2 separate regions of the Homo sapiens genome follow, and region 2 is linked to region 1. A link is a contact called in ENCODE Hi-C or POLR2A ChIA-PET data. All regions are on one chromosome and are shown on one strand. Each heading gives the region's core, a stretch centred on a gene start or an enhancer-like site at or near the end of the contact. The rest is flanking DNA. Distances are from core to core; before and after follow the strand shown. Region 1 has its middle 400 kb from the start of LINC01170. Region 2 holds the start of PHAX (phosphorylated adaptor for RNA export).

The links. A loop is a pair of places that touch in the nucleus more often than their neighbours do. ChIA-PET counts read pairs that join two places held with the same protein, here RNA polymerase II (POLR2A). Pooled maps may share reads with other maps.
Region 2: a map of OCI-LY7 shows a loop between it and region 1 (7-fold over the local background). The contact joins the promoter of PHAX here to the enhancer-like site in region 1. A Hi-C loop is called at or near these places in 1 of 168 maps with a recorded cell type or tissue (OCI-LY7) and 3 of 50 pooled maps. POLR2A ChIA-PET finds 5 or more read pairs at or near these places in 1 of 52 experiments (B cell).

Annotation. Positions count from the first base shown.
Region 1 is chr5:124,033,414-124,036,856 of GRCh38, forward strand. No RefSeq gene overlaps it. Among named protein-coding and RNA genes, the nearest start is that of LINC01170, 400 kb to the right of the region's middle. RefSeq lists an enhancer at 1,876-1,925. Within about 2 kb of position 1,683, at least 2 of the 41 ENCODE cell types and tissues checked have a DNase peak (open chromatin) inside an H3K27ac peak, as active enhancers do; they include B cell and OCI-LY7, where a contact is called at or near this core.
Region 2 is chr5:126,599,159-126,602,601 of GRCh38, forward strand. PHAX (phosphorylated adaptor for RNA export) reads left to right here and starts at 1,789. Exons shown (of 5, transcript NM_032177.4): 1 at 1,789-1,900. The coding sequence starts at 1,805. RefSeq lists enhancers at 871-1,720, 1,721-2,568, 2,569-3,417 and silencers at 1,627-1,836, 1,957-2,206.

The DNA of each region.
Region 1 (3,443 bases), core at 433-2,932:
TGAGACATTTGCACCCAGACATACGGACAGACATGAGATTCACATCAGCTTTCCCGGGAGCTCTTGAGGACCACCTGCTTCAGAACTTCAGGCTGAGATTATCAGGGGTGGCTCTTTTGATCTTCACCTCCCCAGTTCTTCACATGTAAGCCCCTAATGGTTATATTAAAACCACTTATACCCAGAGTGCAGAGAGAGCTTCTGTGTTCCTGAGCAAATACTGAATACATGCAGTTTGCATATGATAGTTATTTTATTATTTATTTTATTATATCCTCTCTTAGCCTTTTAAAAGATGAGAAAAAAAAGGCATACAGAATTAGCTGCTCCACATCACAATAAATAATCAGGGATTGATCCCTCAAGCCTATGCTGATCCTGATTAAATAGGAGTGTGTTGGGAAGAATGCTGAAGCTGTATGGGCACAGTGAGAACCAAGGTCATAATCTCCTGGCAATATTACTGACAATGCGTGGGTACAGGGCAGGGAGTGGTCATAAATGTATTTGTCAGTTGCATACTAAAATATCAAGGGAATAATAAAATGACAGCCCTGTTTTGGCCCTCTGTGACCCAGGTCTGTACACTAGAAAGTTACACTTGCATTGGGCAATTGTTTGGCCCTCTGCACAAATCAGGATCAAAACATAGTCTCTCATATGTTAAACATTATAAATTAACTACATCATGTTTCTTCTTTCACATTTTTAGACGTCTCCTAATCATTTTACTGCCCATTTAATACCTATAAACAGTAATCTTTCTAAAGGTTTTTATATTAACATATTCCTTTCTGGGCTTACTCAGACAAAACACCGGCTTTACTAAAAGCCCTTGGTCACTCAGTAAAATGTTATCATTCATCCCATGGTGCTGTGTAACCTTGCAGAGAAGCCTGCCTCATACATAAGATCAATAATAATTGTGATGTACCCTGTATGGGCAAGATTTGGTACTTCCTTTATGAAAGACTGAAAGACAGAAAAAAGAATAGTGTTACTGTTACTGGGCACATTTATTCTCGTTTTACAAGCACTATGCAATTTAATTTGGATTCAACTTCCCTATTCTATAATCTGCACTTCTTTCCGAATGCCAATAGGAAGGAAATGGCAAATCAGAAGAGTCTAGTAAGTGCGCATTTTAAACATAAGGCAGGAATTTTAGATCTACCATGTGTCAGATCTTTGTTCTTGGTTCATCAGGCCACAATTCATGCCAAATCATTTATCTTATTTTTATTTCAAGACTACAATTGATACACTATGAAGTGTAGCAGTTAGAGAAAATGATTAATAGGTCTCTTTAGCTGTTGATAAATGGTTGAGAACATAAAAATGGAACAAAAGAAACAACAACTATAGATTATAGAAATAGTGATCCTGATGTAGAATTGAAGTCTTTCATCTATTTCTGGGAAAGAGGGCAATAATCTAATGAGAATATTTCTCTATTTTCCCACTCTGAACTCCTTATTTACAAGTAGACATATTCTTAATTTGCTTTTTGATAATGTAAATCAGTACTATATTTTAGACTATGTTTTAGAAACTTTAAAAACTTCTTTCTATACGTGTCTAATTTGAGGCTGCCGGGTGATTTGGTTCAGCTAGGATGTGAGTTTTACTCAGTTCTCATTTCAAAAGCAGAACGTTCGGGCCACTATTTGTCAGGTGATTATGCTCTGCTTATGTTCATTCAGGTGGTCACTGAATTGCCTGCAATCTGCACCATTAATCAAGTTGCCTACTTGGTTGTTAAGGGAACTGAAAACCCCCGCTCAGCTATTTTTTCCAATCTGGTGTTTTTCATGGTTTCACCACTTTATCATGTTAGTTACTGAATTTCCCTATTTTGCATTCACTTGTTCACTCACATTAGAAAAATACATCAGTGTATGTATTTTAGTCTGCATAGAAATCTGGCAATGCCTTTTAAGTCGACCCTGATAAAAAGAATACTAAGAAAATTTTCATAGCAAGAGATGTAGCTGGTCTCCAAAAGATAGATTTAATTTACTAGCATGGGAAATAATAACAGAATCATTTTCTATTTACCAATCAAAACTATGTCCATGTATTTCCACTGTCATTATCTACTTTATATTTAGTGGAAATACTTAAGCAAATATTAATAATCAGTATAATATTCCTGAGGACTCTGACTCTGTCTTTAGAGATGAAATTAAGGAGAGAGCTGAGCAATTACCAAATGGGTTTTATCCACAAAGACAAGTCCTAGAAAAGCCTTGCTAAAGCGATGCCTTGCCCTCAATTTAAAAAATCTTTTCTGTAATCCATTTCACCCTGTTTTAAAAAATATTAATTAACTAATCCAACAAATATTTAATGGGCACTGATTTTGCTATAGGCTTTGGGGTATTTAAAAGATGAGAATACCCTCAGGAAGTTCTAGAAATGGGGAGTCCCCATAAGTTCGATCTCATACCCTCTCTTTAACCCCTGTCCACTTAATAAGTTTCAATATGGTGCCCCAGTATATCAGATGAAAAGAATTATAGCATTGAAAGTGTAATAACTATGTGAAAAATGGATGAAATAAGCTATATTAATTATGAAACACATTCATGATGTCTTCAACTAAGTCTAAAAAATGTGTACATTTTTCAAGATAGAAAAATAAATTCACAGTTTATGACTACAAGCTTTAGGAGAGATGGGTCACTATGCCATCCAATATGTATGTATTGTATCACATCCTAAGCTGTTTCTCCCTGTATATTCTAGTGAAGCAGAGAAGCTAAACAGCCATGACAAGTACAAGGACAGGTTATCACATGTGCACATAGGAAGGGCAACTAGCCAGCAACACGTCTATCAGAGATTCTTTATTTCAGCAGGAATGTCCTCTGAATTATCACCTGTTTTTCCTAATAAAGAGACTAGGTCCCTAGAAGGTGACAGTGGCAAGAGATAAACTGTAGGTGTTCATTTACTGAATGTTTTCTCATTATACGTTTGTTTATTGGACATACATTCAGTAATCTCTCAGGTGCCAGGTTTTGCATCAGCATCTGTGATGTTACTATGTCTTCTAGAAAGAAAATAAAAATCCCAGAAAGAGCTTCAGATTCATTATCTTGTCCTCTACCCAGTGAGCTATCCAAAGTTTTGTAACTTTTGTTTAAAAAAGCCTTATGTCTGCTGGGAGTGAGTTTTCCAAATTTTCTGTGGGGAAAACCTTCCCATTATGAAAATTATTCTTCAAAGAAATTAAACTAGTTCTTTCTGTCTTGCAAGCCATTGTTAAAGAAATAAAGAAAACTCTAAGCCTAAGGCAAGCCCTAGATAACACCTAAAAATAGAGATTTTTTTGGCAAAAATAGAGATGTTTTTGGCATATTTAGAAGAAATTACAGAGAATATACTTCTTTGATCACCTTTCTTTGTTTCTACAGTGTTGGAAACTTGTAGAAACAAAA
Region 2 (3,443 bases), core at 539-3,038, 2.6 Mb after region 1:
CGACAACTTCTGTGTGGGAACCCAGAAGCGGTTAGAGGTTCAGGTGGAACCATTGGTAGTCAGACATGCAAAATATCTGAAAAGATATCTCAAAACGCCAATCTTAGGGTCTACAATAGTGATATTATCTGGAAGAGTAATGGAAAAGTTGCATACCTTGTGACCTCTGGGATAATGACTGGCAACGGTTTATGTCTACACCTTAGCAGAATTCAGCCTCCTTTATCCGTCTACCCTGGTGGTCTCTTACTAGCTTTACAAAGGCGGTTGGCTTTTGGGGAAGGGTTATTATCATTTAAACTATAAACTAAATGTCTCCCAAAGTTACATTGACAGGCCCAAGCACAGGAATAATTAAGGGCAGCTTGAAGGCTAAAAGCAAGATAGGGGTTGGCTAGATCAGATCTCTCCCACTGCCATAATTTTCTCACTGTTATAATTTTCGCAAAGGCGGGTTCCAAGATAACCCTTAAAGAATGGGGTGGGTTGAGGGAAGGGCCTCTCAGGCCGAGTGAACAGCAAATGCAGAGGCCTGGCCTGAGGAACAACAGGTTCAGCGCGCCAGCGGTTAGGCAGGGGGACACACTAGGACCAGTGACCAGATGCCCAGTCCACATGACCTTGTTTGCCATGTGGCAAAGTAAAACAGAGGTTCCTCTTCAAAAACTTTCCTCCCCGTCTAATTAGGAATAAATAGTAACTTCTCTTAAAAGCAAAATTTATTCAAAGATCTGTGCTAACATTCTTAAATATCTGCTAGCCATAATAAAAAAAAATGTACTTTATGTTCTTAGCTCCCACAATTTAGCCTAAATATTTGCCCTGGCATGCTTTTACTAGTCCAAGCAAGCATTAGGTCATAGCCTGTTCCTCTTCCTTATTTAAAAGTGTTTTCATCTTTCTCAGCATTCCACAAGTTACTTCCTCCTTCCTTTGTTCTCCTCTACCTTTGCCTCTTTTAAAAAGTTCTAAGTTGCTAGCCAATCGGGACAAATACAAAATGTGAGGTCCGGTCCAGCCAATAAAAACCAGCCACAGCAGTAAGGTAAACACGTCAGGTTATAAATGACCCTGTCTCCTTTTGTTCAGTGTACTCTCCTGGCAAAACTGCTGGCGAGTGTACCCTTTCTGCAGAAAGTAAAAATGGCCTTATTCAGTAAGTTAAATTTATGTTGCTATTTCTTTACGACACCGGAAAACAAACATTTCAAACACCATGCTGAGAACTCAGTCCTTGTTTTGGGGAGGGATGCACTTGGAAGATTCGAGCTAAGGTACAATCCTCCCTAGGTATCCGCGGGTCATTGTTTTCAGGACCCCCACAGATACCAACATCCGCCATGCTCAAGCCCCTTACATTATGTGGGGGTGCACGGTGGGTCCTTCCCATCCGCAGGTTCGGCATCCGTGGATGGGGAGTGGATACAGAGGGCGGACTATACAGCTTGAAAGGCTTCCCTGGAAGCAATATGTAGAGTGGATTGTGGAGGAGCAAGAACAGAAGCGGGGAGGCTTGTCCAGAGCATACAGGGGAAGGATGTACGGCCAAGGGAGGAATCCCAGACGACCGCGATACGTGACATATTTATGTTTGCACGAAAATAAAGTTTGGAAGAAAAGTGTTGGGGGAACAAGGGATTCATTTTCCCGGGGTAGTTGGAATGCAATGGGACGCCTCAGGCCGCTGGGACAGGCTGGCCTCCGCGCGGGGGCGCCCGAGCAGCCGAGCCGCCGGGCCTTCCGGCTGCCCCGCCGGAAGTGCTCTCCTGACCCGCCGCTGTGCAGCGCAGCGCACCGCGGGAAGATGGCGTTGGAGGTCGGCGATATGGAAGATGGGCAGCTTTCCGACTCGGATTCCGACATGACGGTCGCACCCAGCGACAGGCCGCTGCAATTGCCAGTGAGTGTGAAAGGAGGGTGGGTGATCGTGGCTGGGCGCGCGGAGCCTGGGCCCCGGGGAGCGCGCAGGCAGCGGTGAGGGTGAGGGGTGGGAGCTAGGAGCCCGGGCCAGAGCGAGGAGCCCAGGCTGTCGGGTCAGTGGCCGCAGAAGGGGCGAGCAGACGTCCCCCAGGCGGGCTCACGGAGCCCGGGCTGCGGGGGCCGAGGGGCGAGGGGCGACGGCGGCAGCGGCAGCGGCTGGCCGTGCGAACCCCGAACTGGCTGCTCCCTGCGAGGCGGGGCGCGCGAGCCCTGGCGCCTCCTGGAGGCCGGCTTGCGGCGGCCTCTTAGACGTCTCACCTCCGCCTACCGCTCTTTCTTTTCTAAACTTGGGGCTTCCCCACTCCATCGCCGCTAGGTAACCATAAAGGGGCAGATTTTGCCAAATATGTAGCATCTAGGGACATCAGCCTGAAACAGCCTGTGATGCTCATTTTCTCCCTGAGCCGAAGGGAGACTGAGGCCCAGGAATGAAGTTTATCGCTCACTCAAAGATCTGGTTTTCCATGTTTCCACCGAACCTAGCTTTGTCATGCGGTACCATGGCACTAGGCTTTTGCATTAGCCTCTCTGATTTTGTTTGTTGTTTTGAGGTGGTCTCACGCTGTTGCCCAGGCTGGAGTGCAGTGGCGCGATCTCGGCTCACTGCAACCTCCGCCTCCCGGGTTCAAGCGATTCTCCTGCCTCAGCCTCCCGAGTAGCTGGGATTACATGCGCCCGCTGCCACGCCCGGTTAATTTTTGTATTTTTGGTAGACGCGGGGTTTCACCATGTTGCCCAGGCTGGTCTCGAACTCCTGACCTCAAGTGATCGGCCTGCCTCGGCCTCCAAAAGTGCTGAGATTACAGGTGTGAACCACGGCGCCCGGCCACATCCAGCTAATTTTGTATTTTTAGTTGAGACGAGATTTCTCCATGTTGGTCAGGCTGGTCTCGAACTCCCAACCTCAGGTGATCCGCCCGCCTCGGCCTCCCAAAGTGTTGGGATTACAGGCGTGAGCCACCTCGCCCGGCCTAATTTTTGTATTTTTAGTAGAGACGGGGGTTCTCCATGTTGGCCAGGCTGGTCTTGAACTTCCGACCTCAAGTGATCCACCCGCCTCGGCCTCCCAAAGTGCTGGGACTACAGGCGCGAGCCACCGCGCCCGGCCCAGCTTCCCTGCTTTCTAAACGGGAATTTGTCTTGACTGCCTTGGTAGGTAGCAACCTCTTTGAGAGGGCGTTGGTGCCAGGCTGCCTGTGTTCAGATCCTGGGGCCACCGATGTGTGACCTACAGCAGGTTTATTTAGCCTCACTGCTTTTTGTCTACCTCTGTGGAATTGGCATGATGTACCACTGATAGGGTTATTGCAAGGATTCTGTGGAGCATACAGTGTGCAGTAATGCCTGGTAAGTGTTATCTCTGATTATTATTTGAAGATAGGAAGATAGATAGTCCCAACTTCCATTTCTAGCGTAGTAGGAGTTTAACAAAGACAAATACTTGCTTTTGCATATAAATGTTT